Regions from separate parts of the Homo sapiens genome. Here region 2 is linked to region 1. A link is an interaction called in ENCODE POLR2A ChIA-PET data of the cell type or tissue named here. Cell type or tissue: A673. All regions are shown on one strand. Each heading gives the region's core, and the rest is flanking DNA. Links, peaks and the distances in the headings are about the cores only. Region 1 overlaps CADPS2 (calcium dependent secretion activator 2). Region 2 has its middle 20 kb from the start of CADPS2.

What was found. Peaks named below come from ENCODE experiments on the same cell type or tissue, not always from the same donor. Only the 100,000 strongest peaks of a DNase experiment are listed, where the experiment ranks them.
Region 2: POLR2A ChIA-PET joins it to region 1 with 11 read pairs; 2 of 35 experiments call an interaction of 5 or more read pairs at or near these places.

Annotation. Positions count from the first base shown.
Region 1 is chr7:122,784,054-122,796,722 of GRCh38, forward strand. All of the region lies in intron 1 of CADPS2 (calcium dependent secretion activator 2), which reads right to left. Among named protein-coding and RNA genes, the nearest start is that of RNF148, 87 kb to the left of the region's middle. In A673, for the core only: no CTCF peak of the experiment used is centred there; a DNase peak (open chromatin) is centred at 6,418.
Region 2 is chr7:122,899,822-122,912,490 of GRCh38, forward strand. No RefSeq gene overlaps it. Among named protein-coding and RNA genes, the nearest start is that of CADPS2, 20 kb to the left of the region's middle. In A673, for the core only: a CTCF peak has its summit at 3,130; a DNase peak (open chromatin) is centred at 3,130; H3K27ac peaks cover 978 bases.

The sequences.
Region 1 (12,669 bases), core at 1,847-9,846:
CTATTTAATTCTTCTTAAAATTAAATGGTATGACTCTATTCTTTGAAAATAAGATTATAACTTCCATTAAAATTATTTTTCCCACCATGACCCACTATTTATCATCTCACATCCCCTAATAAGCTCAGTTTTTTAAAATATTGTTTATTTTCACTATCTCATCCTCCTCCCTAAGATCTTTTTAGAATGTTTCTACTTCTCTATTCACCATTCCCAACTTTCAGGTCGTTGGGTACTGTTTACTTTTAGATTTTTGAGGAAGTTTAATATATCTTTACTTTGCATTTAAATTACAAATCCCAAAACAGCTATCTCCATCCATGTACTTTCTAAATACATACGCACTCATGTGTTAAGATTTACTGTGCTTATTTCCTCTTCATGTTTTCCCACCTTGAAGTCTCTATTCTGGTTCATTTACTGTTTGATTCACATCTACTCTTGGATACAATATGTGGGTGATACTTTCTGAATGATTACATATCTCTCAAGTCCTTTTCTTAATCTAGGCAGGAAAATGATATAAGTTGAAAGTAAGATTCTTGGATTGTGGTCTATTTCTCTCAGTAGTGTGTGGATGCCCCATCTTCCTAACTTGCAGATGAGAAAACCAGTGCCAGGTTGGTTCTCACACTTCATCCTTTTCTTAAGGTAACTTTAGTATTTTTTTTTTCTGGAGCCATCTGTATATATCATTAGAGAATTTGAGAATTTTATCAGAATGTGTCTGGACATGGGTCTTTTCTCATCAGGTGAGTCTAGACCTTATTAAGCCTTTTTACTTTGCGGGCCAAAATCTTTCTTTAGCTCAGGTCAAGAATATTGTCTATTATATAATTATTACCTTTCCTATTTCCTATTTATGTTCCTTTTTCACCTTGTTGAACATCAATTATTTTCATTTCAGGTCCCTGGAATCAAATCTCCAAGACTCTTATTTTTCCCCTCAAGATTTCTAACTTTTAATCATATTTTCATATTTATGCTCTGGGATTTGAGATGTGTTTTACATTTGATCAACCAGAACAGTAAATCAGGTCTCAGCAGCTACCCTTTTTCCCTTGTGTTACTTAATTAGGAATCATGCTTAAAATGTTGTAGGTGCTACAGTTGAATCTCCCTAGGTATTATACTTTTATTTTTACTTTTTCAAATGTTCACGTCTCCTCCAACATTGCTACTTCACATCACACTTGTTCTGACTGTCTGGTGTTCCTCTATTTGCCTGCAGGACAAAGAGATTGTATGATTTTGTATACTTATGTAGATTGTCATTTTGTGGAGGCTAAAGTCTGATTGTTAGTTCTCTAATTTGGCTTCATATTAGAATCACTTGGGGAGTTGTTCTGTGGTTTATTTAGTTTAAACTGATAATGCCCAGAACCAGTTTGATAAGAGTCTCTGGAGGAGGTACCCAGGCATTAGTACTTATGTAAATACCCCAGGTGAATTTTGAACTAGAGCCCTAAAGGGTCTGAATCTTACTTGTGTGAGATGTGTAAAAACGAGAAGCTATTTCCCCTTCAGAAATAGCAGTGGAAAGCCTTTTTGCTCTCAGGTCTCCCTGCCCTCCTCTTGGGCTCAAGGACATGGATAATCCTATCTACCCATTGAGGTCCTTTCTTGGGTTTTGTGGGGGTTAGGGAGACTCTCATATCCCTACCCCCAGGAATCTTCTGATCTTTGAAGACCAGGCTCTAGAATCTACCCCTCTGGAGCTCTTTATCCTGAGGTTCCAACACTATTCTCTCACTAGGGCTCAGACCATTTAGAGGAAGCCCTCCCACCTCAAGCCCCACACACCATTTCCTCTCCCGAAAGCCCACACAGCACAAGGGTTCCCTGAGATCAGTTGCCTATAGGTCCTCTGGCTCAGAAGATGCAGGTAATGTGGTTCTAAAAGAAGAAATAAACCACATGCAGATCTTCAAATTATAACTTCTAGTAGTCATGTCTATTTCATTAACTTCTAGAAGGGATAATATGGACTTTTATTTTCCACATTCCACTTTTATTGTTACCACATTCAGATCTTCTAACTATAACTTCTAGTAGTCTCGTCTATTTCATATAACTTCTAGAAGGGATAACACGGACTTTTATTTTCTTATTTCTGGTCTTTATAATAAACATCTAAATACAACTTTTGTTCATGTAAATGGCAAATTAGCATCATCGGGAAAATGGATGAGAAGCCATGAAGAATGGTTGTTCTCCTCATAATGAGCATTAGAATGTAAATAGCAAGATTCAAAGGAGAGGAGGCAGAATTAAGCACAGTCAAGACACTGGGATAAAGGACTGATCAGATAATGTCTGGAGCAAATCAAAATGATTTACAGATATAAACAAATACATAAGCAGTACATTTATAAATTATAGATGTTCAGCTGGAGGAGGGTGAATAGAGAGTGGCATCCTTCTTTCTCTTCTACCATTTGTCAATATTAGGAAATATGACCTGTAAGAATTTATGAAGAACTTTGATATTATAAATTTAACATTGAGTGTGTTGTAGCCATTGGTGAGATAAATATATGGCACAACCTTTGTGGATAATTTTGCCTTTCAATTTTGAGATGTAAATTTTTTTACTACTGTTACGAGTTTCGTGTTTAAGACAGGAATACAACTACTACTTTCAGAGCCCTCTCCATTATATGAGAATTGAGTCGAGGACAATAAAGCACCACCATATCCCCATTTTTTTTTCTATAAGAGTGGTTTTCAGACTTATTTGGTCGTGCTTTGTTCAAAAGAGAGCTTAACTAAATGCTCACACTGGAAAAAAAGATGTGTGTGGAACTGAACCTACTTGTGACCCATCCTCCCAGCCCTAAGCATCTTCCCACTAGAAACCAGGTTCCATGAGAACAGGTCATGGATGTAGCATTTCTCACAGCTACATCCTCAGTGCTAGAAAATGCCAGGCAGGTAGTAGGCCTTGCTCAAGATTTAAGAAACGAACCTTGTAACAGTATGCAGGACTGTTTGGAAACCACTATTTTCAACCCTTTCATTTAAATATTATCTAGAGAAGCCACTCCAGAAGGAATACAAACTTTAAGCAATGAGGAACAGCTAATGTGCATATCAGCTGAATGATTTGAGCGTAGATATCTAAACACCCTGCACCTCAATCTCATGAGGGTTTTATAAAGTGCCTCTATACACCCCCAACCCCAAGAAAAAGCTGAAAATTTTATCACTTGTGTTTTATGTCATTTGACAGCAATGTAAAAGTATCATGAACTTTTGCATATATATGTATTCCTTGGAGAATTCAGAAGGGACCACAGAAACCACAGGTCTACCAGCTAGTTACTTGTTATCAATTATAAAACTTTCTGGATGATACTCTCATTCTATCTTTCTCTTCAAGTCCAGACATATTTCACTGCAAAGCCCAAATTCTAGATGACTGAAGAATTATTCAACTTCAAAGGGAAGTTAGGAATGGTCAGTTAGCCAACAGAGTTTATTTACCTTTACTCTAATACTACAGTACACTGCAATGATTTGCTTCCATATCCATCTCCGCCAATAGACAGCTGGTTCCTGGAAGATGAAAACCACATTGTATTCACCTTAGTAATTAATGTAAGTGCCTAGTGCAATGCAAAGCACATTGTAGCCTCCCACTTCTGAGTGTGGGGCAGGGACAAGGAAGAATTCAAACGTAATAAAGTAACTGAATTCCAGGATACTTGGTATTAGCTGTTAGAGTAGCCTTCAGGAACATCCTTCTTTACTCACAAAAGTCCACCACATTCAGGGAGTGAAGCAAAGTATTATCAACCATCTGATTCTTCATCCTCATTAAATAGGCTCCCAAGGTCCAGCCACCAGCTTAAAAAACTGGAAAGGCTTTTAGGCAGTATTTACATGGTCCAACTAGAGAGAGGAAAGGAAGATCCTGACAAATAGAACTCAAAGACTAGCTGACAATAAACATCCCCCCTGTGAGAATAAGAGCACACTATGGGAGACTGAGAAAGTAGAAGTTAACTCAGACAAAGAATGTAAAAATCTGCCCAGCCATCAGGCTGGAGAATAACAGAAACAGAGCCAGCTTCAGGGTTAATAGGAAACAATACTTTTTTCAAGGACATTCTGCTACTATAAAGTGTCTTAACAACCCCTTTCTTTGTCTACTAGTAGTTTTCTGACTCACTGGGAAACTTTGTGCTCTAAAATCACCAGAAACTCTGCTGTTTGAAATTATAGTACTCAGAATGAAGCATTTCATTTTTGTCTGGAGGATCTAAGTTACTCTGACACAAAGAAATGGCCTCGATTTATCACCTAGAGCTTTAGAAAAGGGAGTTCTGGACATGGCATTTCACATCACTCTTAACTTTGTAGTTTGCAAGCAAACAGGACCCTGGTCCACATTGCAGTGATATTGATGCAAATTGTGTGACCCATTGACACACAAGCCCTGCTTTGCCTTAAACTTACCAAAAATTGCTTTGTTTATATTTCACTTAAACTCCGCCCTTCTCAAAAAATCCTATGACTCTTTTCCTTTGATTATTGAGCAGCTTTATAAGTGGTTTCTCTGCTGTAGAGTCTACCTCATTGTCATAAGTCAACAATCCTGCCTTCGTTGGACTATAGCTTTGAACCTGATGGCTTTAGGCTGATTGCACTATGCCAAGACTTAAATCTTGGTATCCACCTTTCCATGATTGAGTTTAGGTTCAAGCAAAGCTTTATACAATAAAACTGTTCTCCTGGAGGTCATAGAGCTCCACTTTGTTCCTTGCGTTCATTTGGGCCTAAGTGAACTTGTCCTCCTCAGGGCTTAAGTCCTCAACTAGCCACCAGCACTGAGGAAAGGCCTGCTTCAGCAATGAAAACAGTTCATCATTTCCCTTTTACTAACCCTTGATTTCAACACTTAGAACACCTTGGCTCCTGTTGGATGCTGATCACAAGAGGAAGCAGTACTTGACCTCTGTAACTCTTGGTCCCAGAATTTAAGATGCTCAGAGTCCTTATGTCCTCAGTGATGGGTGGCAGAGGAAATGGTAATGGTTTTTCTTGGTCCTCGGCTTGGGTGCACTGATTACCCCTAGGAGGCAGGAGCATGAAGAGGTGAAGGGAATGTCAGCAGAGGAGTAGATTTCATTTATCAGAAAATCATGCAAACTAGGGAGGTGCAGAATGCCAACTACAGCAGCCCAGAATAGTCTATTCAGGGCTCAGTGTTTTTATACTCTTCAGAAAGGAAGCTTACTGCCTTCCTATCCTATCTCCCCCAAGGCCAGCACATTGCAAGGAAGGATTGGCCTTTAACTGGTTCGTTTACCACAAAGGCCCAGTAATTAGTAGTAAGAGCTGCTATTTAATTCCCTCAACTACTTTGTCTTGCTTTGAAAAGCATTCAGAAGAGCAAGAGTCTTGCAAGGGATATCTGTTAAGGAATATAAAAAGCTCAGCTATTCACTATAAGCATTACACTCTAACCTCAAAACATCTTTAGTTCCCAAACCTAGAGGACACAAATACAAATTTTCCCCCTACCACACACACTAACAAAATAACCACAATATGTTTTAAGAAAGTAAATACAGTTAAAAACGTCTACAGATAAATATGTACATTTAACAAATGCTTTCAAAAGTTATTTGTAGATAAATCCCAGATGCCAAAAGGGAAACACTAATAATTTGACTACATAAAACTTTAAAACTTGTTTACAGAAACCAAAAATAAAACATAACACACTGTTTAGAAAGGCAAAAACTATGTGTGGAAAAAATCTGCCATTCTGAGAGATGAAGAGCTAGTTTCTTAAACATAGGAGCAATGCTGATCAGGGATACAAATAAGCATGTCATAGAAAATGAAATAAAAATACCCCTCATCCATTTTCTTAGAAAAACGAACTATAAAGACAGAGTACTAAGGGAAAGAAACATAAGAAATTCTACATGTTCACATAAGAATAGGCAAACAAATATTAAGTGTTTTTTTTTTTTTTTTTTGAAAAGAGAAACAGAGGTCTTTGTATCAAAGTTTGCAAAGATAAGATTGTGAATTAAAAATAGAAAAAGGCCAGGAGCAATGGCTCATGCCTGTCATCCCAGCAATTTGGTAGGCCAAGGCAGGAGGATTGCTTGAAGACAGGAGTTTGAGGCCAGCCTGGGCAACAAAAGGAGTCCCTGTGTCTACAGAAAAATTTTAAAAATTAGCCAGGTGCAGTGATGTGCGCTTGTATTCCTAGCTACTCAAGAGGCTAAAGCAGGAGGATCCCTTGGGCCCAGACATTCACAGCTGCAGTGAGGTATGATTGCGTCACTGCATGACAGCCAAGGGGACAGCCAGACAGCGTTTCTAAAAAAAAAAAAAAAAAAAGAAAAGAATTAAGTTTCTGAGTGAATTTACTTCAAATGGGATTTTATTAATGTTCCTATAATCCAAGAAAATGTTTCTAATCACCACCTACCCCTGGCCAATTTAATTGTTGCAAATAAAGACTGTATAGTAATAAATTTAAAACAGGAACTACAGGACTTAAAAATATCAAGGCATATAAAGATCAAACCAGCTCTTATGAATAAAACATCCAACTTAATCCATATGAAATGTTTTTTTCTTCAAAGTGCCTAAATCTAGTACTCATAGCCTCAGTCATTCTTCAAATTATAGCTCATGAATACCATCCAGGTCTGAAATTTGTTTTAAGATAGCTCTTAAAGATACTGCAATGCATGACTAGTTCTGCCTAATTGATCTACCACTTGAAAATTCACAGTCATAAAATCCAAGCTGCTGTACAGCCAAGCTCTCCCAAGAGCCCATCATTATAATTTTTCCTATAGCCACCACGTCTCAACACTAATGGATGTAGGAATATTAACTATGATCAGGTACATAAAGAAATGGTAGCACCCAAAATACGAAAGCAAAGGGACAAATCATTTTTATCTCAGATTTCAATATGCAGTGTGCCCATAGAGTATGCACAGGCACATCAATTCCCCTAGCTGTCTGAATGTCTGTTCTTAAACGTTGTGGGCCATGCTGACTACCAGAACAAAATAAAGTTGTATAAGATTGTATCAACGGCGCGAGGAAAAGTACAATAAAACTATTTGTAATGCATGAGATTCACATGCTGAAGTTCTCATTTAGACATCACAGTCTTATATAATAAATTATTCTCCCTCCTAGGTATGAAATAATATTGTTTAATGTTCAGATTTTAAACTACAGAAAGAAATACTAAGGAAACCACGGATGGTATGAGATGAAGCTCTTTTGAAAGATACACACACACACTTCTTAAACCTTGCTACTCTTTTTTTTTTCTTTCAAATATTCTAATCTTCCATGGGTCATTTTCTTTGATTCTCAATATAAACTAAATCTTGACTTTTTCTTTCCTGAACTCAGCAAAGGATAAGAAAGTCAAGCATACTGAAACATACCAGCATAGCAACTCATAATAGCTGCCCATTAACAGTAGTTTTTCAAACACAATCTGGAGAAAGACTATACAGGATGCCATCAACAAGTGTATTGTGATTTAATGACTTTATCAACATATTTATTTCATTGCTATTTAATAACACTAACCATGGCAACACAGGATAAAAGAATTTTTACAAAACAGCCTATCTTAGAAGTTTTTCAATTTGAGCTTAAAATTTTAAAGAATGAACTTGATCTAATTATAAACCACAATTTAAAATGTTAGTTCAAAATTAAAGGCCTATCAGAAATTACCAATAAAAAAGGTTGACTAAATCACAAATAAATACATTTTATCTCAATTATCTCATCTACATAACCATTAAAAACAGTCTGATTTGTAGGAATCCAATTATTTTGAAAAATCATCAATGGTAAAGAAAATACATTTTATGTTAATTTTTGATGTCCTAAGGGAACCAAGTTAAATGGCTAAATCAGTTTGTAGACAACAGATCAATTCCCAGATAGCCCATTTGCTTTCCCCTGAATACAGTAATGGAAGGAACCTCAAAGGCAAACTCAGTATTGCCAATCAAGCCATAACCTTGTACCAAGCAAAATGTGTTGTGAAATGCTCCCTTTGGTAAACAGAGGATACCACAGTTATTCTGCTAACATCCTGAGAAAAGCTAATCCATAAAACATTTCATTTTAAACTCCCTGCTATGGTCTGAATGTTTGTGTCCTCCCCCAAAATTCATGTGTTGAAATCCTAACTCCCAAAGTGACGGTATTTGGAGGTGGGCTCTTAAGAGGTGATTAGTTCATGAATGGAGCACTAATGAATAGGATTAGTACCCTTATAAAGGAGGCTCTAGGCCCCAGAGAGACCCCATCCCTCTTTCAGCCATGTGAGGTTATACTGAAATAACAGCCACCTATAAACCAGGAAGCACGGCCTCACGAGAGGTGAAATCTTCAGTACCTTGACCTTGGACCTTCCAGCCTCCAGAACTGTTAGAAATAAAGTTCTGTTGTTTATAAGCTACCCAGTTTATGGTATCTTGTTGTTGCAGCTTGAACAGACTAAGACACTATTTTAAAAAATGCAACAGACTTTAGAGATACACCTATAAGATTAACAAACTTATTTAGTAGTATGTCATTATAGATTTCAAGTACATTAGATTTGCTGATCTTTCCAATAGTGTATTTTCTTTATAAAGCAAAGCAAAGAAATTTAACCAATTATAAGATATTCACTGTTAAACATGAATACAGTGAACAAAGAAAGGTACACTGCTCACCCTAGGCCAAGAAACAGCTAACAGCAAAGCATCTGGTCTCTCCAGACTAACTGCTCACCTAATAGCACTATGCTTCTGGCAACTTCTAGTTCAATATATACTGAATAGGATTTGTGCAACTCTAATTTAATTCACCACCAACTACATATTTGTACAAATTAAAGCATTCATATTGGATCTTTGTTCAAAGAGTCCTGAGTGCAAATGAAAAAATTAAAATGCTGTACCTTTCAGCCATATCATTACATGCACTAAAAGCCTTTCTAAAAGAAACACTGATTTGTTATATCAAATGTGTAAAAGGACCATTCAGGTCCTCCTTTACTGTTGTTTCTCTTCATTTTTCATTTCCATTGATTGAAACTCCTTGGTGCATCCCTCCAGCCCCTATTTTTGAACATAATTCCTTTTTTGAAGATCAGACCCCAATTTTCATTATAATATCTTCAAAAATGTTTACAACTGTGTGGGAGTCTAAGTCTCTTGAGAAATTCTAAGAACTTGCTTTATGAATCTGGGTGCTTCCATGCTGGGTGCATATACATTTAAGATAGTGAGAGCTTCTTGCTGAATTGAGCCCTGTAACAATTATGTAATGCCCTTCTTTATCTTTTTAAATCTTTGTTGGTTTAAAGTCTGTTTTGTCTGAAACTAGGATCACAATCCCTGCTTATTTCTGTTTTCCATTTGCCTGGTAGATTTTTCTCCATCCTTTTATTTTGAGCTTATGTGTGTCACTGCATGTGAGATGGGTCCCTTAAAGACAGCATATCAATGGGTCTTGCTTTTTTATCCAGCTTAACATGGTGTGTCTTTTAATTGGGACATTTAACCCATTTACATTCAAGGTTAGTATTGATACGTGTGAATTTGATCCTATCCTCATGATGTTAGCTGGTTATTTTGCAGACTTGTTTATGTGGTTGCTTCATAGCGTCACTGGTCTATGTACTTCAGTGTGTTTTTGTAGTGGCTGGTAATGATCTTTCCTTTCCAGACTTAGTGCTTCCTTCAGGAGCTCTTGTAAGGCATGTCTGGTGGTAATGGACTCCCTTAGCATTTGCCTTTCTGAAAAAGATCTTATTTCCTCTTCACTTATGAGGCTTACTTTGCCTGAAAACAAACTCTAGGTTGGAATTTCTTTTCTTTAAGAATGTTGAGTATTGACCCCCAATCTCTTCTGGTTTGTAGGGTTTCTGCTGAGAGGTCTGCTGTTAGTCTGACGGGCTTCTCTTTGTAGGCGTCCTGACCTTTCTAGCTGTCATGAACATTTTTTCTTTCATTTCAGCCTAGAGAATCTGACGATTACATGTCTTGTGGATGATCTTCTTGCTTCATTTCCTAAACCTGAATGTTGGCCACTCTAGGTAGATTGGGGAAGTTCTCATGGATGATATCCTAAAATATGTTTACCAAGTTGATACCATTCTCCCTATCTCTTTTGGGGACACCAATGAGTCATAGATTTAGTCTCCTTATATAATCCCATATTTCTCGGAGGTTTTGTTCATTTCCTTCTCATTTTTTTCTGTACTCTTGTCTAATTGTCTTATTTCAGAAAGCCAGACTTCAAGCTCTGAGATTCTTTCCTCCACCTGGTCTGTTTTGATATTAATGCTTGTAATTGCATTATAAAATTCTTGTAGTGTGTTTTTCAGCTCTATCAAGTTGTTTACATTCTTTTCTATACTGGCTATTTTGTCTATCAGACTTCAACTCCCACGCAATAATAGTGGGAGAGCTTGACATCCCACTGACAATATTAAATCATCAAGACAGAAAACTAACAAAGATATTCAGGACCTGAGCTCAGTACTGGATCAAAGGGACCTGATAGATAGCTACAGAACTCTCAATCCCAAAACAACACAATATACATTGTTCTTATCACCACATGGCACATCCTCTAAAATCAATCACATAATCAGAAGTAAAACACTCCTCAGCAAAAGAACTGAAATCATTTTAAAAAAAAAAAAAAACCCTTTCTGACAACAGCATAATCAAATTGGAAATCAAGACTAAGAAATTCACTCAAAACCATACAATTAGATGGAAATTGAATCAACTGCTCCTGAATGAATTGGGGGAAATAATGAAATTAAGGGACATATCAAGAAGTTCTTTGAAACTAATGAGAACAAAGATACAACATACCAGAATCTCTGGGACACAGCTAAGGCCATGTTAAGAGGGAAATTTGTAGCGCTAAATGCCCACATCAGAAAGTTACAAAGATCTCAAGTTAATAACCTCACATCACAACTGAAAGAACTAGAGAACCAAGAGCAAACAAATCCCAAAGCTAGCAGAAGACAATAAATAACTAAAATCAGATCTGAACTGAAGGAGATTGAGACATAAAAAAAAAAATTCAAAAGATCAACAAATCCAGGAGCAATTTTTTTGAAAAAATTAATAGATCACTAGCTAGACTAATAAAGAATAGAGAAGATTCAAATAAACAAAATCAGAAACAACAAGGGGGATATTACCACTGACCCCATAGAAATACAAACAACCATCAGAGAATATCATGAACACTTCCGTGCACATAAACTAGAAAATCTAGAAGAAATGGATAAATTCCTGGACACATACACCCTCCCAAGACTCAACCAGGAAAATGTGAACCCCTGAACAGACCAATAATGAGCTCTAAAATTGAATCCTTAATGAACAGCCTAAAAGCAAACTGAATCCGGCATCACTTCAAGAAGCTTATCCACCATGATCAAGCCAGCTTTTTCCCTAGGATGCAAAGTTGGTTCAACATACACAAGTCAATAAATATGATTTATCACAAACAGAACTAAAGACAAAAACCACATGAGAATCTCAATCTATGTAGAAAAAACTTTCGATAAAATTCAACACCTATTCATGTTAAAAACTATCAATAAACTAGATATTGAAGGACTATACCTCAAAATAAGAGCCATCTATGACATACCCACCACAAACATCATACTGAATGGGCAAAAGCTGGAAGCATTCCCCTTGAAAACCAGCAAAAGACAAGGATGCCCTCTCTCACCACTCCTATTCAACACAGTATGGGAAGTCCTGGCCAGGGCTGTCAGGCAAGAGAAAGCAATATAGGGCATCCAAATAGGAAGAGAGAAAGTCAAACTATCCTTGTTTGCAGACAACATGATCCTATATCTAGAAAACCCCATAGCATCAGCCCATAAGCTCCTTAAGTTGATAAGCAACTTCAGTAAAGTCTCAGGATACAAAATCAATGAGAAAAAAATCACTAACATTCCTATACACCAAAAACAGTTAAGCCGAGAGCCAAATCAAGAACACAGTCCCATTCACAATTGCCACAAAAAGAACAAAATACCTAGGAATACAACTAGCCAGGGAGGTGAAATATCTCCACAAGGATAACTACACAACTGCTCAAAGCTATCAGAGATGACACAAACAAATAGGAAAACATTCCATGCTCATGGATAGGAAGACTCAATATTGTTAAATTGGCCATACTGCCCAAAGCAATTTATAATTCAATGCTCTTCCATTAAACTTCCATTGACATTCTTCACAGAACTTGAAAAAAACTATTTTAAAATTCATATGGAACTAAAATTCATATGGAGCCCAAATAGCCAAGGCAACCTTAAGCAAAATGAACAAAGGTGGAGGCATCACACTACCCAACTTCAAACTATACTACAGGGCTACAGTAACCAAAACAGCATGGTGCTGGTATAAAAACAGATACATAAACCAATGGAACAGCATACAGAGCCCAGAAATAAGGCTGCACACCTACAACTATCAGATCTTCAACAAACCTGACAAAACAAGCTAGGAGGAAAGGATTCCCTATTCAATAAATGGTGCTGTTATTACTGGCTACCCATATGCAGAAGACTGAAACTGGACTCCTTCCTTATACCATATACAAAAATTAACTCAAGATGGA
Region 2 (12,669 bases), core at 2,216-10,215, 120 kb after region 1:
AGTCTTTTAGACAGAAGGTGGGACATGAATTTTGTTTTTTGTTTTTGCTTTTGTTTGTTTTGAGACAGAGTTTCACTCTGTTGCCTAGGCTGGAGTGCAATGGCACGATCTCATCTTACTGCAACCTCCACCTCCCGGGTTCAAGCCATTCTCATGCCTCAACCTCCAGAGTAGCTGGGATTACAGACTTGTGCCACCACAATTTTTGTATTTTTAGTAGAGACAGGGTTTTGCCATGTTGGGCATGCTGGTCTCGAACCCCTGACCTCAGATGATCTACCTGCCTTGGCCTCCCAAAGTGTTGGGATTACAGGCATGAGCCACTGTGCCCAGCCAGGTGAGACATGCTTGAAGGCCCTGAGGCAAGAAGAAACTTGGTTTGTTCTAAGTTTCTGAAAGAAAATCAGAGTGACTGGAAAACAGAGGACTTAATGCAGACATTGTAGGGCCTACAGACCATACTAAAGGTTTTGGCCTTTATCCTAAGAGCAATGACTGGTGTTAGGTATCAGAGTTATATTCATATGTTTTATTTTTTATAATGAAAATCACTCAGGTTGTACTGTAGAGATTAGAAGAATACAAGAATAGGTGAAAGCAATATAAATGGAGGAAATGAAGTGACTGGAAAGAAATATAGGGTATACAATTGAAATAACTTGATGAAGAAATTGATATTAGGCAAAAATGAGAGGAAGATATTAAGAGTGTGTCCAAAGTGTTTGAGTTTCTGCAACTTTGGATTTAGATTTTTTTTTAATTAAAACATTTGTTTCTATTAGATTGCAAAAAAAAAAAAAAAACCCTTTCCTCTTGGTATCTTTCTCATATTATAGAAACTTGACCAATTGTTTTTTTTTCTTGTTTAAAAGATTTATTTACCTACTATAGTGCTAAATTTTTCCCATTTAGCTTCAGTTTCGTCTGGAGTCCGAGGGACATAAAATTAGGTAAGCTTTGATTAATAAGGTAAAATGAGCTTTAATACTCTGGATCCTGTCCAGGTGCAGTGGCTCATGCTCCTGTAATCCGAAAACTTTGGGAGGCTGAGGTGAGGTGAGATGGTTTGTGTGGAGGGTAGGGGAGTGGAGTAATCCCTTGAGCCCAGGAGTTTGAGACCAGCTTGGGGAAAATAGTTACATAGTGAGACCCCATCTTTATATAAAAGAAAGAAAAATAATAACACTGTAGATCCTGCTAAGAAATCCAGGATATGAATTATATTTATATTTCTGTTATTTATTTCTCTTCTATTATCTTATATATTTTCTAAGTCAAGAGTTGCCAACATATGGTCATTTGGCAGATAAAATACATATTCAAGAAATAAAGAAATCATTATGAAAATCTATAGCAAAAATGAGATGATTGATCTTTTCCTTTTATTCTTTCAATATTGTGTGTTTAGTCCGTAATTTTTAATATACTCATGACACTGATAGATTGTATTACTAGCACATATTAACTGGAGGCCAGAAATTGTTCAGTAGCTATTTAAAAATTTTAGCTGAGACAGAAGGAGTTTTACCCGAAACTCTCACTAGAGAATATCTGTCACAGGATGAAGCACTCACGACAATGAAGGATACTTAAGCAAAATTTATTGCTTCCAGATTGTTAGTCAGTTTCATGTCAGTGATGCAATATTGTTCAAATGTTCCAGTTTAACATTTTAACAAGAAAGTTTGGAGCTGAAATAACCCTTTAACTACACCACTGAAAATGTTCTCAGGAAATCATCAGAGACGTTTTGAGATAAAAAGGCAGGCTATGCTATAATAGAAAGTAGAATAAGTTAAATAACATCTCTAGTGTGATTTTTTTCTGCAATTTGATGTGAGGAACAAAACTCTAACCATAGCCCTCATCTGAATCATAGTGAATTAAATGAAAATGTCTTAAAAGTAAGATATCTCATTAGACTATATCTTGCTTTATGGTAAACAAAGAAGGAAAAAGGATAAATGGACCTTTTCTTCCTAACACAGTGACCTAACTTTCCAATCCAGATGACTGTTTGGCCAGATTCTGGACTATCTGGATTTTTATAAATGAAGCTCAATTTTTTTAAACTGCAGAACAAATATTAAAATCAAATAGCTGCCCACTAATAAAACACTCTAGACAAGAAGCCTGCTAATATAAGACTGCAACAACTATCTCATTTAAGGTTAGGATTTACAGAACATTGTTCAGATAGTAAAGGTAGGAAACAAACACCCTCTCTCTGTCAGACACAGGAGTAAGAGGAAGCAACTTCCTGGGCTTTTTACCCAATTATTGTCAAGAATGAAAGTTAGTTACTTCCCTAATTATAAACATACTTTGTGTTTTGTTATTTGTGAGCTGAAGACACTATTTTTAAAAAATTAATTTCAATTTAATTTCACAAATGTTTGCTGAACACCTGCTACACGGCCTGCACAATTCTAGGCACTGAGGATACAGCAGAAAACAAAACAGACTTTTAAAAAATCTTGCACATGCATAACACTTTTAACATTTTCAAAGAACTTCTATGGCCATTACTTTATTATTATTTTTTTACAATACTCTTGTAAAGAAAGCACAGAGAGATTAAAATGATTTGTCAAGGTTTAGATCATTAGTTCATAGACACTATCTTAATTCCAGACCTATAACTTTCTTCTGAGTTACAGACCTGTTCTTCATTCATCAACTGATTAGTTTTACTTGGGTGTCTGAATATAGCTAATTATCTCTTGTATTAGTAGCAATGTGGTGCAGAAGTTGTACCTATATTGCCAGCGCTCAAATCCTTTCTGCCACTTAGGTGGCTGAATAATACAGCACCCTAAAACTTAGTGTAATAAAGAACAATCAACTGTGTATTCTCTCTCGCTTGTTTGTGGTTACAAGGCCAGGCTGTGCTCTAAGTTACAAGTTGGTTCCAAATCTACTCCACCTGTCTTTCATCTCTTTTGACGAGTAGGCTATCTAGAGCAGGTTCTTCTTTCAGTGATGGCAGAGGCCTAAGGGGAGAACCCATTGCTGCATGCATTGTTTCAAGGCTGCCTGTGTCATCTCCACTAACATCCTATTGGACAAAGCAAATCACATGGACAAGCCCAAAGTCTTTCTTAATAAAGGGATAGAAAAGTACACTCTGTCCACTAGGAGGCCAAAGCCAGTCACATGACCAAACAAAACATCAGTGGGATGGGGAAGGGAGAGGAAGAGAAAGTGGATATTTTTGAAGAATAATCTACCATAGGTGCCTTAACATTTCTTGCCTCAGTTTATCCCTGTGCAAAACTCTCATAAGGTTGTTGTGAGAATTCAGCAAAGCATTTAGGATGCTTGGCACATGGTGAATGCTAAGTAAATAGTAGGCATTACTATTTCTATGTATCTCTGCTCATTAAATGGGATCCCCAGCTCCAGGCCTCTCAAATCCGTGCTGTTTCCTTTCATATCCATCCTCTTTGTCATGGGAAGCGCATTTGTTTGGCCCAAGACAAAATGTTTACACTTTGGTGAGGCTACCTCTAGTGACTGTATCGGTAAAATGACTCATCTATAAGGGAAGGTCTATTAGGTAAATCATACACATTTCCCCTTTTATTTAAGGCACATCTCTTCATTACGTTTTGTGATCCAGAGATTGCAAGCACTCAAATGTTCAGCTTAATAAAGTAAACATTAATATATGAAATGAATTTCTTTTTTGAAGGAAGACAAAAAGGATTGTAATAAAGATAACCTAATTCAAATGGCACCACCTTTGTGAAGTGTTCTCTAACTTCCCTAGGAAGTTAACTTCCTTCCTCTTTAATTGCCAATATATTTTTTCAAAACCTTTATTACAGCATTGACTAGATTACACATGATGTGATTTTATGCCTTTCTCCCTAAGTGAGAACTTCCAAGAAATAGTTTCTTATTTTTGTCTCATTCCTAACACAGCACATGACACAAAGTAGGTGGTCAATAACATTCACTGGCTAGAAATAGGGACAAGACAGAGATGGAACCTAGCAAATAATCATTGGATTTCACTTTTTCTCTACTTCTAACAGTGATGCTCACTAAAAGATACAGTTCATTCTTTGTAAATTATGCCTCAATAAATTTGGGTTTTAAAAAGAGGCTCCCAAAAGGCAAGGGATGAATGCTTTTTACTAATAGAATATGATATTTATAGCAAAATGGATATAAATTATTAATAATATTGCTGAACCCTTTTTAAAAATGAAGTTTGACTAGTACTAGAAAATTCACATTGTACAGAAGAATTTAGAAGGTAGCATAAAATAGCCTTTTCAACAAATGCTGCTGGAAGAACTGGATGCCCATATGACAAATGAACAGCCATCCTCTCACACCACACACAAAAATTAACATAAAATAGATGATAGACCTAAAGCAAAGCTAAATCTGTGGGATTTCTAGAAGAAAACATATGAGAAAAATTTTTCTGACCTTGGGTTATGTAAAGATTTCTTAGATAATATGCATGAACAAATGAAACATAAAATAGAAAACTGATAAATATCTTTATCAAAATTAAAAATGTTTTTTTCCTAAGAAGACACTATTAAGGAAATAAAAAAGACTTACAGATTGAAAGAAAATATTCATAACACATATATATGACAAAACATTTAGAATATACAATGAACAATTGCAATTCATTAATAACAAGTCAAACTGCCCAACTTAAATATAGGCATATGTATTTAAACAGTTATGTCACAAAAGAAGATATATAAATAGCACATATACCCACGAAAAGATGCTCAACGTCATTCACCTTTAGAGGGAATGCTGATTAAAACCATGAGATAGTACCGTATATCTATTTAAACTAAAATTTTAACAAGACTAACAATACCAAGTATTGGTGAGAATGGGGGTGCAACTAGAACATACACTCTACCCAAGGGTATGTAAAATGGCACAATCACTTTGCAAAACTCTTTGGCAGTGTCTTATACAGTTAGACATATAATTACCATATGATCCATCAATTCTCCTAAGTATTTACCAAAGAAAATGAAACCCAGTGTTCATATACAGACCTGTTTATGAATGCTTAGATCAAAATTATTTGTATTTAACTAAATGTTAGAAGTTATCTAAATGTTCATCAATGGATACATTAAAAAAGGGGTATACATATATATGTACAATGGAATGCTATTCAGCAATAAAAAGGAATGGACTACTGATACATGCAACATACATGAAAATGTCATGATGAGTGAAAGAAGCTAGAATCAAAAAGTACATCTATATATACATATATATTCTATTTACATAAAATTTTAGAAATTGCAAACTAGCCTTTTATGACAGAAGGCAGGTCAATGTTTGCTTGGGGCAAGGGGTAGAGGAATAGATTAATTAATAGGGGCCATAAGAAATATTTGGGGGATTATGAAAACATTCTGTGTCTTGATTTCTAACAGTAGTTTCATAGATGCATGTATTTGTCAAAACTCAGCAAATTGTATAGTTCATATAGGTGCAGTTCACCATTTGTAAATTATACCCTAAAAAAGTTGACTTATAAAATAAAAAGAATAGACATTTTATCAGCTGATAATATTTATTACAAAATAGAAAAAAGCAATATTGCTGAACACTTATAAAAATATACTTTATTTAGTGCTTAAAATTAACATTGTACAAAGATGGAGTTAGCAAATATAATTTTTAAAAATAGTCTTACTCTCTGGTCTCATACAGTTCTTACTCCTTCCTCACCATTCCTTCCCCTATTTCCTTAAGTGAAAGGGTGGACATTGCTTTCCCTTTCTCTTTTCCCTTCTCTTTTTATTTCCCTCCCCTCCACACATCGAAAACAAAATCTATTATTTTAGGCACTGCTGATTAGATAAAAGGGTTTTATTTTTTAATTTGGGAGAGAATGTTCAGGTATAAAGTTAAAATACTAGAAGTAGTACATGTAATCTCATTAAAACAATTGAAGTACTGACAAAAAAATGAATTAAACATTTCACACACAATCTCCAGAATTCAAAGAAAGTACTCCCAAGGTCATGGTAAAACATAAGTGCTTTCAAGAGCTCATGAAATTCAGACCTAACTTAGTATATCTCTGAGGAGACCATTGCTGGTTTCCAGTTGCTTTCCCTCACAATTGGTACATTTTAATCGAAAAGTTGATCTTACATTTGTTTTTCTTTCTTTCTTTCCTACTTAGGAAGTTCACAAAGAACAGAGCAGAGTTTAAAGGTCTATTTCTAAAATAAACTCAGATTTTTCTGCAGTACAACCAAAAGACACCGTTAACCTTTTTAATAAGACAGTCTCTATGAATTCTAGCTAATTTAATTTTTTCAAATTGAGTATTTCAAACGACGAATTTTTTTTTTTTTTTTTTTTGAGACGTAGTCTCGCTCTTTCGCCCAGGATGGAGTGCAGTGGCACGGTCTCGGCTCACTGCAAGCTCCACCTCCCGGGTTCACGCCATTCTCCTGCCTCAGCCTCCCCAGTAGCTGGGACTACAGACGCATGCCACCACGCCCGGCTAATTTTTTGTGATTTTAGTAGAGACGGGTTTTCACCGTGTTAGCCAGGATGGTCTCGATCCCCTGACCTTGCTATCTGCCCGCCTCGGCCTCCCAAAGTGATGGGATTACAGGCGTGAGCCACCGCGCCCGGCCTCAAACGACTAATATTAAAGGACCATTGTAAACACAGTCACATGAGATTCTTTGGAATTGTAATAGAACCTGCATATCTAGAGATTTCAGAAACATTGCCATATATAAATAAATCTTCCTCTGGCACACATGTACCTATACACATGCCTGCCACACCCATAAATTTTCAAGAGCTGGAATTGGGAAGAAAAAAAATTATGGGACAATACTAAGTAACCATCAATTTTTAATGGCATTTTTACAGGACCAATTTAACAGTCCTTTATTTACATTTTTCACCATCCAGTCTTATCCACAATGATATATCATGCATGGAAATATGGGAAAGTTTGCAGCATTTTGAATATACAGCAAAACGTTATTAATATTCTTTCCCATCACTATCAACAGCTTATTTGAATTCTAGAGTTAGTGCAATAAGATATCCACATGCTAACACCCTGCAGACAGCCACCAGTGAATTCAAACAACGGGTCCAAGACTGATGAGAAATATAAAACTTGCTTTCCTGCAAAAAAAAAAAAAAAAAAAAAAGCCTTTGAACAATATAAGTACAATCCTGGCATGACTTCTTCTTGTTGATATTGTTAACTTTCAGCTAGAAAATTACCTGGAATTTTTCCAAAGCTACCTTAAGTTCACAGCCTTCCTCCCATAATACAATTGCATTGTTATTTAAAATTTAATATCTAATTACACAGAAAGTTAAATATTTCAGTAGCTAATAGGAACAACAGTAATAATGACAGCTTATGTTAAACACAGAAACATTGTCATCTACGTAAAGGTGAAAATGCGTATTACATGCCAGGCACCCTACTAAGAGATTTACATAATTGTTTTTATTTGATTCTTACAAAACCCCCATGGAGTAACTTCTATTAGCTTCAAACTTTACAGATGAAGAAATTGAGACTTGGGAAGATGTTCAGTAAACTTCTTCAAGGTTACTCAGCAGCAGAGTTGAAATTTGAATGCAGATATTCAAACTCTGGAATGCAGTCTTTTTACCACTATGAATTGCAAATATTTGCAATATATAGAGGGAGTGAAAGGTAACTGTCTCTGAACTTTAGGTAAAGAATGTCAGAAATGAGGCACATTTTTTAAAAGACTTTAATTTAACCAGGGGTGCAGGAAATTTGTATTGATGACACCTGTGTCAGATTTTGCGCCACTCACTGAGGTCCAAAATTTCATAAGACTGGCAGTCTACTGTCAAAGATATCATAGGCTAATGAAGGAGAGAGACAGTTATATAAAAAGTTAAATAAAAAAATGAGTTAAATTTGTACTATAGAGGTATGAAGACAGTACTAGAGAAGCACAGAGGAAGTGAGTATTGAAGCGCTTTAGCAGAATCCATACTGCTTTCCCAGAGTAGGTGGTATCTGAACTCATCAATGAGTTATTTTCTTGGCAAATCATCTAACAAATGTGACCCAGACACCTGTAAAACAAGATATAAGATGCAAAAGATTACATACTAGCAGCAGAGCCTATAGCACTAATATCAAGCTCATAATACTGTGTTACAGGAAAGGGGTCCCAATCCAGACACCAGGAGAGGGTTCCTGGATCTCACACAAGAAAGAATTCAGGGCAAGTCAACAGTGCAAAGCAAAAACAAGTTTATTAAGAAAGTAAAGGAATAAAGAATGGCTTCTCTCCATAGAGCAGTCCTGAGGGCTGCTGGTTGCCCATTTTTATGGTTATTTCTTGATGATATGGTAAACAAGGGGTGGATTATTCATGCCTCCCCTTTTTAGATCATATAGGGTAACTTCCTGATGTTGCCATGGCATTTGTAAACTGTCATGAGGCTGATGGGAGGGTAGCAGTGAGGATGACTAGAGGTCACTCTTGTGGCCATCTTGGTTTTGGTGGCATTTAGCTGGCTTCTTTACTGCAACCCATTTTATCAGCAAGGTCTTTATGACCTGTATTTTGTGCTGACCTCCCATCTCATCCTGTGACTTAGAATGCCTTAACCATCGGGGAATGCAGCCCAGTAGATTTCAGCCTCATTTTACCCAGCCCCTATTCAAGATGGAGTTGTTCTGGTTCACATGCCTCTGACAATAGCATCTAAATAAATTATTCATAGCCTGAAATTTGTTAATATTTTCCCCTACAGCTTATTTCTGGAGAGTGAATTGACTAAGTGTTGAATAATAAATAATAAGAAAAAATGCCATTAAAATAAAAGAAATGGAGTAACATTTACATGCATTGGAAATCAAAAGCATTTTGAAAGAATAGTGATTTGAAGATCCGAGTGAAAAAAAAAGTATTTGACTCTTGAAAATAGAGACAGTAATTCTGAATTGTTTTTCCTCTAGTGTATATTTCTTTAATTTGAAATATCATTCTGTTTTATTAATTTGGCAATAATTTCTAAATAATGTGACATGCAAAGTATACATTCTTATTCACTCTAAAATGCAGCATAAATTTTATAATCTCTTCATTTTAACTTAATTTATATTGATTTTATTTTTTAATTTAAGCAAAGCTTTTTAAGGTTTGAATCATTTGTTTTTACTCTCCCAGCAGCTTGCTTTCTATGAATGACAGTTCTGAATATAGAAGCCCTATGTTAGCCATATACTAATCTAAAAGAGGAAGGACTCAAGAAAACCACTGGATACATCCTTCTGCTTTACATCACTTTCAAGCTCCACTTACATTAGCAAAAGAAAGCATGAAAAATAAATCCATTGTTTTATTGACGGTTTGGAACAAAAGGAAGGCATTAATGCAAACAAGTGGAAAATTTTTTTTTTAAAGAATGGCATCTGACATGGTTTGGCTGTGTCCCCACCCAAATCTCATCTTGAATTGTGCCTTTTACCTTCTGCTATGATTGTGAGGCCTCCCCAGCCACGTGAAAATGTGAGTTCATTAAACATCTTTCTTTTGTAAATTGCCCAGTCTCGAGTATGTCTTTATCAGCAGTGTGAAAATGGACTAATACAGCATCTAAGAAATTTTTAATTCTTTTGTCCATTCTCTAACCCATCACTGTAAAACTGTGATTGATCTGGAGAGCTCTCGAGATTTTATGACCAATAATCCTCATGGCTAAAGTACACTGTTTTATAAGGTGAAGCAAACTGGATCAAGGTCAGTCTGTTCTGAAATTGAACCAAACCTTTTTAAAAATATGTAAGACCAAGTAACACACACAAATACCTCAAAATCCAATTTTAATGGCTTAAACAGTAAGAACATTTAACGTCTTATGTGGCTGAAGTCCAGAGGTCAGACAGACTTTAGGCCCACTTAATTCAGTAACTCTGGTTCTGTTTCTTCAGTTTCCTGTCTTGTGCCTTCCCCTGAGTGTTGTATTTTTCCTCAGGCTACACCCTTCATGGTAGTAAAAATGCAATAGCACATCACCTAACCTTACACCAGAGAACAAAAGTAAGGATTCAGGGAGCCATTTTGTGATCAAGGGTGTTTTTTCTCCAGAAGCTTTCAACAAACGTCTCCAATTATCCAGAATTTGGCTACATAGCCATTTCTGACTGAATTTTGTAGCCAGAGACATGCCATGTGCTGACTGGGTTAGGCCTGGATCTCCGAACCAATCACTGGAATCCACCTTCCTTCTTAAACCAAACAGCAAACGCTTAGCGCTTGGGGAAAAGTCAGCTTCTTCTAAGGTACTTGGGCTGCCAGAAGGGATAGTATACAACGGGGTTCTGTTAGAAAGGGAGAAAGGGGCTGGGCGCGGTGGCTCATGCCTGTAATCCCAGCACTTTGGGAGGCTGAGGTGGGCGGATCACGAGGTCAGGAGATCGAGACCATCCTGGCTAACACGGTGAAACCCCGTCTCTACTAAAAATACAAAAAAATTAGCCGGGCATGGTGGCAGGCGCCTGTAGTCCCAGCTACTTGGGAGGCTGAGGCAGGAGAATGGCGTGAACCTGGGGGGTGGAGCTTGCAATGAGCCAAGATGGTGCCACTGCACTCCAGCCAGGGCAACAGAGCGAGACTCCATCTCAAAAAAAAAAAAAAAAAAAAAAGAAAGGGAGAAAGGGCTGGATGGTAGAGACAATCATTATCAACCATGAAACTATCCATTTCCTATGCTAAATATTCAACAGAATTTTGAGGAAATTGGTGGGAAAAGGAACTCCCAAGAAGGCAAAGTGTTAGGTATAGCCAACAGTCTGAATGGCTCCCTCTCTAATCTATATAGAGATGAAAAAGAATCACAATTAATAATATTCTTGCCAGGTGTGGTGGCACATGCCTGTGGTCCCAGTTACTTTGGAGGCTGAGGCAGAAGAATTTCTTGAGCCCAGGAATTCCAGGCTGCAGTGAGCTATGATTGCACTGGTACACTCCAGCCTGAACTGCAGAGTGAAATCCCATCTCGACCAATCAATCAATCAAATTATTAACCATATGATAAGACATATCTATCATCCTGTTTCCTCTGCATCTAGGGCTTTATGGGCTCAGATTCAAGTTCCCCTAAACACTCTTCTTGGATTCTACATTAATCTTCTCTCCTATTGGAATTTTCTATAATCACGTGCAGTATGTCCAATCCATCTCACCATGAGTAAAGGGCTGTTCCTCAAAGGTTTAGTGTACTTTCATGGAACAATTTTATATAAGTTCAGAAACTATTTTGTCAGGCAAGACAGAGATTATCAAAGGACAGATGTATACCAAGTAAGAAATCCATATACATTGATTTGTAATACATTGATTCATAAGCTATAGAGTTAGTTTCTAAAATTCCTGGAAAAATTAACTGTGAGATAGTTATTCAGTGTCTTCTTAATACTGAAACCTACTTTAGAAATAAAATAAAAAGCAGAAATATTTCAGATATATGTGGATATCAAACAAATGACATTTTCATCTAGTCGTGTTAAGCTAATGCAATTTTTTCCTACAAATGTTCTTTGTAAGTAAATGAGATATACTGGTTAACCAATAGTATATATATTCTCCCTAATAGTAATAGAGGAACACTACTGTATCTTACTTTTCTACTCTCCCCTTTTAAAATTCCCATTTACTATACTGTACTGACTTCAACATGGTTGTATTAGCTTTCTATTGCTACTGTAATAAATTATCACAAACAATGGCTTAAAACAATATAAATTTATTATCTTACAGCTTTGTAGGTCTGAAGTCCTAAATGTATCTCAATAAGCTAAAATCAAGGTGTCAAGAGGGCTTTATTTCTTTTTGGAAGATCTAGGAAGGGGATCTATTTCCTTAGCTTTTTTAGCTACCAGAGAATGCCTGTGATTTACAGGCCATCACAGACTTTAAGCGGTGAAGGGGGTCTGTGATGGTTAATACTAAGTGTCAACTTGATTGGATTGAAGGATGCAATGTATTGATCCTGGGTGTGTCTGTGAGGGTGTTGCCAAAGGAGATTAAAATTTGAGTCAGTGTGCTGGGGTGGGGAAGGTAGACCCACTCTTAATCTGGTGGGCACAATCTAATCAGCTGCCAGCAAATATAAAGCACTCAGAAAACCCTGAAAAGACAAGACTGGCCTAGCCTCCCAGCCTACATCTTTCTTCTGTGCTTGATGCTTCCTACCTTCAAACATTGGACTCCAAGTTCTTCAGTTTTGAGACTTGGACTGGCTCTCCTTGCTCCTCAAGCTTGCAGACAGCCTATTGTGGGACCTTGTGATCATTTAAGTTAGTACTTAGTAAACTCCCCTTTGTGTGTATATATATAAAATCTTTCTCACATCAAATCACTCTGACACTCACTGTTAAGCTTCCCTCATCCACATTTTATGGCCTTTTTAATTACAGTCGGCCTACCTGGATAATCTAGGATAATATCCTTTAACATCATTTGATTGGCAACCTTAATTCCCCTTTATATAACACAACATATGCACAGATTCCAGCAGTTAGCATGTAGACATCTTTAGGAGGCCATTATTTTTCTTACCACGCAGTGAATTAATAATAATAATTTATAAATACATATAAATAAATAATTATATATACATTTAATCCTT